2 separate regions of the Homo sapiens genome follow, and region 2 is linked to region 1. Evidence: chromatin loops called from intact Hi-C (ENCODE). Cell type or tissue: heart right ventricle. All regions are shown on one strand. Each heading gives the region's core, and the rest is flanking DNA. Links, peaks and the distances in the headings are about the cores only.

Region 1 (5,386 bases), core at 161-5,160:
TTGAGAGGCTAAGGTGGATTGCTTGAGGAGTTCAAGACCAGCTTGGGCAACATAGTGAGACCCCATCTTTACAAAAAATAAAAAAAATTACCTGGGCCTGGTGGCACACATGCCTGTAGTCCCAGCTACTTGGGTGGTGAGGTGGGAGGATCACTTGAGCCCAGGAAGTTGAGGCTGCAGCGAGCCATGATCAGAACACTGCACTCCAGCTTGGGCCACAGAACAAAACCCTGTTAAAGATATAAAGAAATAAATAAATAAACAAATCCATGCTTACTTCAGCTTTCCTGAGCACATGTGAGGCTGCCCTTTCATTAAAGTCTATAATCTATACCTGAAATATCTTTACCTTTTTGTTCAGTACTGCCTCCAACTCATAGGAATGCTTAATTAACTGCAGACCAAAACCAAAACAATTTAAACCTTATAATAAGCAAAGGGGAATTTAAGAAATTACAAAAATTCTTGAAAACGACAAGTACTAATTATCCCTAAAATTTCTTACAGTCTTCTTATTTGTGTTATCTGTTTTTTGTTTTCCAGCACCATGCTGTGCCTAACACAGTGGGTATGACTTGAAGGAGCCCTGTAAGTAGGCAATTTGCTGCCCATCTCATGGAGGGAAAAGGTGAAGAACATCCAACACTATTTGCAAAAGTAGATTCTTGCAGCCTGAGATGAATTTTGGGTCCCACTGCTGCTAGAACCAATAGAATCTTTAGTCCCTTGCAGACATCCCCTTTTTCTCTCTGAGCACAAACCACAGATGGGCCGCTCCTCAATCTAGGTCAGAATCATACTGGCCCTAGATCTGTGGTCACCTTGTTTTTCTTTTTTGATAGATGTTAAGGGTCAGAGCATCTTAAGCTAATACTTGATCTTAGTATGTCTTCTGTTCTTTTTGATTTGCCTCAGGAATATTCTTTAGCCAGAGGCGTATGTGAGTTTTTTTTTCAGGTAGAGTTCAGCTATTTGAACAATTGATTTAAACTAGTGTGTGAACCTCTTCTCACTAATGGCCAAATAGCCCATAGTAGCAGCAGGTTCTTCCAAATTTGAAATGTTTGCTTCCTTTAAAATCTCCAGCATAATTCTCATTTTTGGTCTGCAGGGAATGGTTCCTAGAGTTCTCAGCTCAGCTGTCTATCAGAGACAGATGAAATACCATGAATTCAAGGAGTCTCTGACTATTGCCTCTTTTAATTATTTCTCTGCAATGGAAAGTAAAAAGTCTATTATTAGGTGACAACTGATTCAGGTAATCAATTGGATGCTAAACTATCCCATACACAACAGGAAACTTACATGGTCTCAACTTATCCAGTCACAAATTACCAATTAATTATAAAAGGAAAACTAGTAACTTTATAGGGGAGCAACCTGGCAGACAGCACCTTAATTGAGTGATCAAAGTTAACATCACCAATAATGGGACTGAGTGGAGAAAACTCAAACGGTTTTCCTCTGCTTTCACACTACAACAACACAGAATATTTCTGTGACCAGATGTGTGGGTTCCCCCTCTCCCTGCCACACCAAGGAGTTCTGTAGCGGACACCAGCTGGATATCCTCTAATTCAATTCAATTCATTTCTGACAGTATCTTCCTGGAGATCCCATGATTGAGGGCTCAGTCTCCAAGACTGCCTCCCACTCCCCACTTCAGATGTCAGTCTCAAGTCCTAGGTTGTTTTACCTGTGCTTCTGACAATTGGTTATAAATTGGGGTCTCATGACCGCCTCCTCAGATTTGGTTAATTTGCTAGAGCAGCTCACATAACTCAGGGAAACATTTACATTTACCAGTACACTATAAACGATATTACAAAGGATATAGATGAAGAGATGCATGTGCTGAGGCATGGGAAGGGGATGTGGATGCCCTCCCCAGGTGAGCCATCCTCCAGGAGCCTCTATGGTTTTGGCTACCTGAAAGCTCTCTGAACCCCGTCCTTTTGGGTTTTTATGGGAGCTTCATAATATAGGCACTATTGGTTAAATCATTAGCCATTAATGATCAACTTAACTTTCCTCTACCCTCCTCAGAGGTGAAAGTCTCAACCTCCTAATCCTGCCTTAGTTTTTGCAGTGACTAGCCCCCATCCTGAAGCTACCTAGAAGCTGCCAACCATCAGTCAATTATTAGCATACAAAAAGACTTTGGGGATTCTAAGGATTTTAGTTGTATGGGTTGGAGATCAAATAAAGCATATACTTTATAATATCACAGTGACAAATAGTCATCAAGTGCCTCCTGATGAGAAATACTGCTAAGAACAACATGAAACTTATATAGTATTTCTGCCAAAAATACATAACCTTAATGAAACCATGAGGACAGCTCAAACAAATCTAGAGGGAGGGATGAAGCAAAATGGCTGAATAGAATCCTCTACTGATCATTTTCCCAACAGGAACACCAACTTTGACAACTATTGACACAAAAAAACACTTTCATAAAAAACAAAAATCAGGTGAGTAACCAATACCTAGTTTTACCTTCATATCGCTGAAAGAGGTACTGAAGGGGGTAGGAAAAACAGTCTCGAATCACTGATATCACCCCTCCCCAGTCCCCTGGCAGTAGCTTCATGGCAAGGAGAGAGAATCTGTGCTCTTGAGGGAGGGAGAGCACATTGAATTCAGTGTTGCCCTGTTACAGTAGAAGGCAAAACTGGGCTGAACTCAGCTGAAGCCTACCTACAGAGGGGACATTTAGACCAGCCCTAGCCAGAGGGGAATTGCCCATCCCAGCAGTCAGAACCTGAGTTCCAGCAAGCCCTGCCACTGTTGGCAAAAGTGCTCTGGGACTTTAAATAAACGTGAAGGGCAGTCTGGGTCATTGGGACTGCAGTTCCTAAGCAGATCATAGTGCTGAGCTGGGCTTGGAGCTGGCAGACCTGGAGGGCATACAACCTACTGGGACACCAGCCAGGGTGACTAACGGAGTGCTTGCATCTCTCCTCCCCCAACCCCAGGTAGCACAGTTCTCAGCAAAGAAAGTAAGTCCTTTCTTCTGCTTGAGGAGAGGAGAAAGAAAAGTAAAGAGGACTTTGTCTTGCATGTTGGACATCAGCTCAGTCATAGCAAAATAGGGCACTGAGCAGAGTTGTGAGGCCCCCTTTCTAAGCCCTAGCTCCTGGATGACGTTGCTAGATGAGATCCTGGGCCAGAAGGGAACCTTAGGCCTTGAAAAGAAAGACCCAGTCCTGGCGGCATTCATCTCCCGCTGACTAAAGAGCCCTTGCACCCTGAATAACCAGCGGTGATAACTAGGGAGTATGCCATGTGTGTTGGGCTGTGAGACATGCTGACTTTAGTGGTGACCCAGCACATTCCCAGCTGTGGTGGCTGCAGTGAAAGACTCATTCTGTTTGAGAAAAGCAGAAGGAAAAGTAAAGTGGACTTTGTCTTGCACCCTAGATACCAGCTCAACCACAAAGGAGTAGAGTAAAAAGCAGGCTTTTGGGGTCCCCGCATCTAGGCCTAGGCTGCTGGACAGCATTTCTGGACCTTCCCTGGGCCAGAGGGGAGCCCACTGACCTGGAGGGTGAGTCTCAGGCCAGGTAGCATTCATCATAAGTTAACCGAAGGTAACCCTTGGGCTTTAAGGGGACATCGGTGGTAGTCTACTCCAATCAGTTGCAGGCTTTAAGAGAAAAAGACAGAGGTACCTCATAGAAGAGAGAATTCTGGCAGCAGACGCCCTTTGGACTCCAATTCTTCCTTGCCAGTCTTCCCTGAGTCTCTAGCCTGCTTGCCTACCCTGAAGATTTTGGAAGTTATAACCCCCACAACTGTGTAGGCCAATGCCTCACAATAAATCTTTCTCTTTCTTGACACAGACAGACACACACACACACACACACACACACACACACACACACACACACACACACACACACACACCTATTGCTTTTGTTTCTGGAGAAACCTGACTTACATAGTTCTCTCAACAGGAATAGCCTTGCCAGCAAGACAAATGTACACACCCAGTGCTTAGATGGGCTTACCTGGGTGATTCCTCTTTTAATCTACTTCCGTAGCCAATCAATATCTCCCTTTCCTTTTTCTGGATACATTCATTCATCAGCTATATTAATATAGTTAATAAGGAATAGTCAACTGTTGCTTACTTGTCTTGGCAAGAAGTCTGTCTTTCGAGTGACTTGACCTATAAATTGACTATATGTAAACACATAGTTTACCTCTTTAAGGACAATCTTATTTACCCAATATTCAAATTCTTGTGAGACCATCACTGCAGCACTTTGTACTAATGACAGTAGAAAGTAAATTAATGTTTTACTTATAGCTGCATTTGAAGTTGGTATACCAGACATTTCCTAGACATCAATGGCTAGTCCAATTGTGTAAGATGATGTTTGGGAAATCTCTTAAGCATTGTTCTTCCTTGTAATTATTTCACTTGAGCTTAGGTATCCTGCTGTTGTATTATTTCCATGTGCCTGCATTTGCATATTTCCATTGTGATAAACATCTGCACTCATCTTTACTTTCTTTTCTCCTGTCTTAGAAAATGAAGTGTCCCTCCTACTGCTCAACCCACTGCCATTTGCCTTTTGCCTTTTCCCCACCTAAAGACTGAAACGATCTTTACTGAAATAATGTATTAAAATTGCCAAATTCACTGGAGTCTTGTCAATCTTTATCTTACCAAATCTCTCTTTATTTCTGATTGTTGAACAAACACTTTTCAGAACTCTATCCTTTCTGCTCTTGGCTTCCCTGACATTATTTATTCTAATTCTAACCACATATGCCTATAAGCCCTGGACAATTTTATTATTTTCCTTGATAGGCTCCTCCTCTTTTGCTGCCAAATCATTAATCATGATTTGTTTCTGTCTTCAGGCACTGCTTTTCTCTCTTTTTCTCCTCATGTTGGATGACCACTAACATGTTTTTTATTTATTTATTTACTTTTTTGGGGGGAGACGGTATTATTACGGATTTGAGTTTTATTATTACTCAAATCCGTCTCCCTGAGCGTTCGAGGACAGGAGTTTTTAAGGACAACTTGGTGTGTGACAGGAAGCTAGTGAACCGGGAGTGCTGATTGGTCAGGTCAGAAATGAAATAACAGGAAGTCGAAGCTGTCCTCTTGCACGGAGTCAGTTCCTGGTTGGGGGCCACAAGATCACATGAGCCAGTTTATCAATCTGGGTGGTGCCAGCTGATCCATCAAGTGCAGGGTCTGCAAAATACCTCAAGCACTGATCTTAGGAGCAGTTTAGGGAGGGTCAGAGTCTTGTATCCTCCAGTTGTGTGACTCCTAAACAATAACTTCTAATCTTGTGGCTAAATTTGTTAGTTCTACAAAGGTAGTCTAATCCCCAGGCAAGAAGGGGGTTTGTTTTGGGAA
Region 2 (5,386 bases), core at 197-5,196, 88 kb before region 1:
TTGGCAAGACTTATAACTTACCTCATTGATGCATGTAAGCTTAAAGAGGTTAGAAGGTGATTTAAATTCTTTAGAGGAAATCTATTGGGAGGGGCAACACAACAAGAAGTGGAAAGAGAGGAGAGAATGTTCTTTAAAAGTATAATAGGGAACTGATTGCCTCCTGTTCACCATGATGTTCTGAATATCATTTAAGGGAATTTCACTGGAGTAGTTAATTGAACTTTGCGGTGATAGAAAATGATTTGGCAGTGAACAGCCTTCTGCCTAAACTGTTTATTTTTCAGAGACTTCATTGGTGAGATCAAGTTAGTCCAGGTTGAACAACTGAAATGTCTTAACCTCAATGTAACCTCTTTCTCCCCCGCTCTCCATTTATTTAATATTTTAGCCATTTTCTAAATGTTGTAAAATCTAAATTATTTTCATAGGCTGTCACCTCAAACTAATGTCTACATGTTTCAAGCAACAACAGACCTAGATTACATACAGTTTTTAGATGGGATATACCACTTTAAAATCAGTCATGTAGTTATTGAACATTTCTTCTGAGCTCAGCACTGTGCTAGATGCTATAAAAGAACAGCTATAAGGGCCAGGCGCGGTGGCTCATGCCTGTAATCCCAGCACTTTGGGAGGCCGAAGCGGGTGGATTACGAGGTCAGGAGATCGAGACCATCCTGGCTAACATGGTGAAACCCCGTCTCTACTAAAAATACAAAAATAAACCAGGCATGGTGGCGGGCACCTGTAGTCCCAGCTACTCGGGAGGCTGAGGCAGGAGAATGGCGTGAACCCGGGAGGCAGAGCTTGCAGTGAGCCGAGATCGTGCCAGTGCATTCCAGCCTGGGCGACAGAGCAAGACTTCGTCTCAAAAAAAAAAAAAAAAAAAAAAAGAAATAGCTATAAGTACATATCATGCAAAACAAGAGAGTAAGAACAATCTCTCTTAAAAGTCTCTTCCTACTAGTTAAAGATAGCTGTATAAGGAGAACATACCTGAAGAATGGATAGAATTTTTCCGAGAAAGGATGGGAAGAAAAGAATTTACTCCAAGACAGGGAAACAGCATGTGGTAAGACACCTATAGGCCATATTCATAAGACCATTAAAAAGGGTACATATTGGCCGGGTGCGGTTGCTCACACCTGTAATCCCAGCACTTTGGGAGGCCGAGGCAGGCGGATCACTTGAAGTCAGGAGTTCAAGACCAGCCTGGCCAACATAGCGAAACCTCTTCTCTACTAAAAATACAAAAATTAGCTGGGCGTGGTGGCGCGTGCCTGTGGTCCCAGCTACTTGGGAGACTGAGGCAGGAGAATCACTTTAACCCAGGAGGTGGAGGTTGCGGTGAGCCAAGATCACACCACTGCACTCCAGCCTGGGTGAGGGAGTGAGACTCTGTCTCAAAAAAAAAAAAACAAAAAAAAACCAAAAAACAAAAAAACGATGCAGGGATACTTATTGTGGCATCTTGAGAAATAAGATTAAAAATTTAGTATGAAGAACAGATTGTGAGGGGCTGAAAAAGCCAGCCAGAGGAATTTAAACTTGTTAAGTTAGGAAATAAACCATTGAAAGTTTCTTGAGAAATGGAATAGCATGGCGAAAACAGTATAGAAGGAGGAGAAATAGTGCATCAAAGAAAGTAATTTTTATTGTTATTTAATATTATAATTTTAGTAATTATTGTAATTTTTTCTTTTTCTTTTTTTCTTTTTTCTTTTTTTTTTTTTTTTTTTTGAGACGGAGTTTCATTCTGTTGCCCAGGCTGGAGTGCAATGGCAATCTTGGCTCACTGCAACCTCCACCTCCTGGGTTCAACGGATTCTTCTGCCTCAGCCTCCTGAGTAGCTGGGGCTACAGGCGCCCGCCACCACACCCAGCTAATTTTTGTATTTTTAGTAGAGATGGAGTTTCACCATATTGGCCAGGCTGGTCTCGAACTACTGACCTTGTGATCTGCCCGCCTCAGCCTCCCAAAGTGTTGGGATTACAGGTGTGAGCCACCGTGCCCAGCCGTAATTATTGTAATTTAAGTAACATTAAGAGATGCATCATTCTGTCTGGGAATTAGGTATACAGGGTGAATTTTTGGTCCTGAAAGAGTATAGTGATAGAGACAGACATGTAAATAGTTAAAATATAGTGCTACAACTACCACAATGGGGTAGTGTGGAAGAATATGGGTATAACATTTAACTCTATCATAGAAAACCTCCTGGAGAAGATGCTATCTGAGCAGAGACCTGAAGAATGAATAGAGTCAACTATGCAGAGGGCTAAATGTACACAGACCTGGAGGCAAGAGTCTGAATCTTTAAGAAACCTGCAAGCAGTGTTTTCTGGCTAGCATGAAGCATGCAAAGATGTAGGGAAAGAGAGAAGGTCATGCGACAAGAATGGAGAAGTTAGAGGGATCAAATCTTGTAGGGCCTTGACATCTGACTTAGGATATTGGACAGTATCCTAAGGGAATCAGGGAGCCATTAGAGGATTTTAAGTTTAAAAGCGACATTGTTAAATTTATATTTTAGTAGTCGCAAAGTAGAAAATGGCTAAGAATGGAGTGTAGACCAGAGACTGAGAGACTATTAAGAGACTCTCATAATATTCCAGGTATGAGCTGAACTAAAATAAAAGCAGTGGGGTTAGACAATAATGGACAATCTTGAGAAATATCAAGGAAGTGGTATTGGCTTGATGATTGATTAGAGGTTGTGTGGAATTATTTATGTGTCAGAAATTCTCATATATTACTATTAAATAATATAATAGTGCTATGTATGAGGTATTATTATGTCAGCTTTACAAATAATGAAAAATGCTCAGAGGTTAAATAATTTAACTTAGGATCTATAACTAATAAGTAAAAAAAGCAGAAGTAAAATCTAAGCCTCTTTGGCTCAGATCCTCACAGCAAAAAAAAATATGCAGATAAATGTGTTGAGGGAAAATGCCTTATATTTTGTGTGACCTCCACACATTAAAAAATAATACAATGTTATAAAATACCTTTATTTCAATAAAAATGTTCATGCCTTTAAAATATGATTTATTAATATTTGTTCCTACTTCTCTTAAATTTACAGATATAAGAAGAATCTCTGCATTAATATCATATCATTTTATGAATGGATGTTTAACAAAGATACTTTTAAGACATAGGTTCAGTTATTCTTGAAATAATATTTAGCCTATTTTATAATAATTTCAATTGGCTTTGCCATTCTGCCCACCTCAGTTTTTAAATGGTTCTTAAGAGTGAGATCCACTCAGAGAAGAATGAACTCTCATTTTAAAGAAGCCTGACTGAGTTTTCTCACATCATTATGTCTTCTACTTTTCATAATAATGAGAAAGTTGTGCCAAAGTAAAATAAGAGGTGGCTTGAGAACATCAAGAAACCTGATAGCTGACAATATTACCATAGAAAGGGAGTCCAAGAAATGAGAATGCTGAGTCTCATTCCACCACTAACTACCTCTGATAGTTAATTTTGTCTCTCTGAGCAGTTGACTTTGTCTCTGGCTCCCATATTTCCTGTTTGTAAAAATCGTGAATTATAGTATCTGCATGTCAAGGGGAGAAGCCATGAATTGTCTTTCAAATGTAAGAAATATATTTCTCATAGAGTTTGGTTCTAGTAGAGGGATTTAGTTCTACCACCTAAAATGATCTCCACTCTCCACCCTCCACCCTACCTACCTACATGTACACATGCTCACAGACTCACTGAAGACATCCTCCACATCTTAAAGCATTCCATTCTTTCTCTCTGGGACTAGCCTGAGGGAAAACTGGGAAGTAACTAAAATTTGTCCTTGATGCTCTTGGAATTATTTGTATTCCATATAATTATTAGTATTTCATATAATACTAACCACATAAGTTAGTTATGTTACAGATAAGGACATGGAGAATCAAAATATTTTAATTCGTTTGTCTAATGTCACCTGACCAATACAATGTAGAATTGGAATTTGAACAAGGTCTGTTTGATTTCAAAGTCCATGGTCTTTCCATTTCATCACCCTGCCTTGGGTGAATTTGTTCCTTAACCCTAAGCTCACCTCCACTGTGACATTCCATGAGAAAGAGAAGTCTATAACTTACCTACTTCTCCACACTGGCATGGTTACCTGTCTGGTTCAGTTTCTGTCTAGAAGTGCTTTCCTTTCCAGAGTGATAGGAAGCTAGTCAAGTAATCTATGCCAATAGGCTTATAACCATCTCTTCCAAAGTCTTGTGAAATAGGTATATGTGTTTTATGAGTGGTCTTTTAGGCAAAAATAAAGTACAATTGATCCTTGAACAACACAAGGTTGAATGTCATGGGTCCACATATACCTGGATGGGTCCACATATACCTGAGATAATTGACTGCTTATGTTATCAGTAATGTCAACAAGTAAGCTATTAGTAGCTAGGTTTTAAGGCAGTCAAATTAAAGTTATATAGAGACTTTTGATGGGGATTTGGGGGACAGTGCTCCTAACTCCTGAATTGTTCAAGGGTCAGCTGTAATTCAAAACGATGTTTCTGATGAGATTATCTTGCTTCCTTCATATACTTCTATGTAGCTCGAGTTGCCAGTAATTACTCATCCTCCCTTCTCTTAGGGTTTTTCTAGATCCTCTTGAAGTCTCTGCCATCTCCTTTTCAAGGATCCTCTTTTATCTCCTTGAAAGTTCACCTGAAGACTCATTTCCTTTAGGAGACATTTTCTAATTTAATCTCAACCAGTCCTGATTAAGCAATTCTTGGTATTTACAAAAGTTCTATAATAAAAGCTGGCTTATTCAGCCTTCTGAATAGGAAAGCCTCAATAACCAGCATGTCTACTTACCTACAGTTCACTAATAATTGATTCTCACATGCCGATCTTGAGGGGCTGCAAGATTCTAAAATATTAAAGGCTGAATAAAGTTTGCTTAATGTAGTTGTGTTAGTTTCTTATGGCTGCCATATCAATTACCCCAGATTTAGTGGCTTCAAACCATACAAATTTATTGTCTTACAATTCTGGAGGTCAGAAGTCCAAAATGGATCTCACTGGGCTAAAATCAAGGTGTGGGCAGGGCTGTATTTCTTTCTGGAGGCTTTAGGGGACAGTCTGTTTCCTTGCCCTTTCAAGCTTCTGGATGCTGCCCTCATTCCTTGGTTTGTGGCCCCTGCCAGCCAGCAGTCACATCACTCAACCTTTGCTGCTGTAATCACATCTTTCATCCTCCTGCCTCTTTCTTTCCCTAATGAAAACCCTTGTGATTATATCCAGTCTGCCCGGATAATCCAGGATAATCCCACGCTTCTTAATTTAATCACATCTCCAAAACCCCTTTTGCCACATAAGGTGCCATATTCACAGGGTCTGGGGATTAGGACA

What was found. Hi-C counts contacts between places; a loop is a spot of excess contacts. Peaks named below come from ENCODE experiments on the same cell type or tissue, not always from the same donor. Only the 100,000 strongest peaks of a DNase experiment are listed, where the experiment ranks them.
Region 2: it touches region 1 in a loop (2.1-fold over the local background); 13 of 110 quality-filtered maps call a loop at or near these places.

Annotation. Positions count from the first base shown.
Region 1 is chr4:98,164,134-98,169,519 of GRCh38, reverse strand. No RefSeq gene overlaps it. Among named protein-coding and RNA genes, the nearest start is that of STPG2, 23 kb to the right of the region's middle. In heart right ventricle, for the core only: no CTCF peak of the experiment used is centred there; a DNase peak (open chromatin) is centred at 2,889; H3K27ac peaks cover 494 bases.
Region 2 is chr4:98,252,360-98,257,745 of GRCh38, reverse strand. No RefSeq gene overlaps it. Among named protein-coding and RNA genes, the nearest start is that of RAP1GDS1, 6.3 kb to the left of the region's middle. In heart right ventricle, for the core only: no CTCF peak of the experiment used is centred there; no DNase peak of the experiment used is centred there.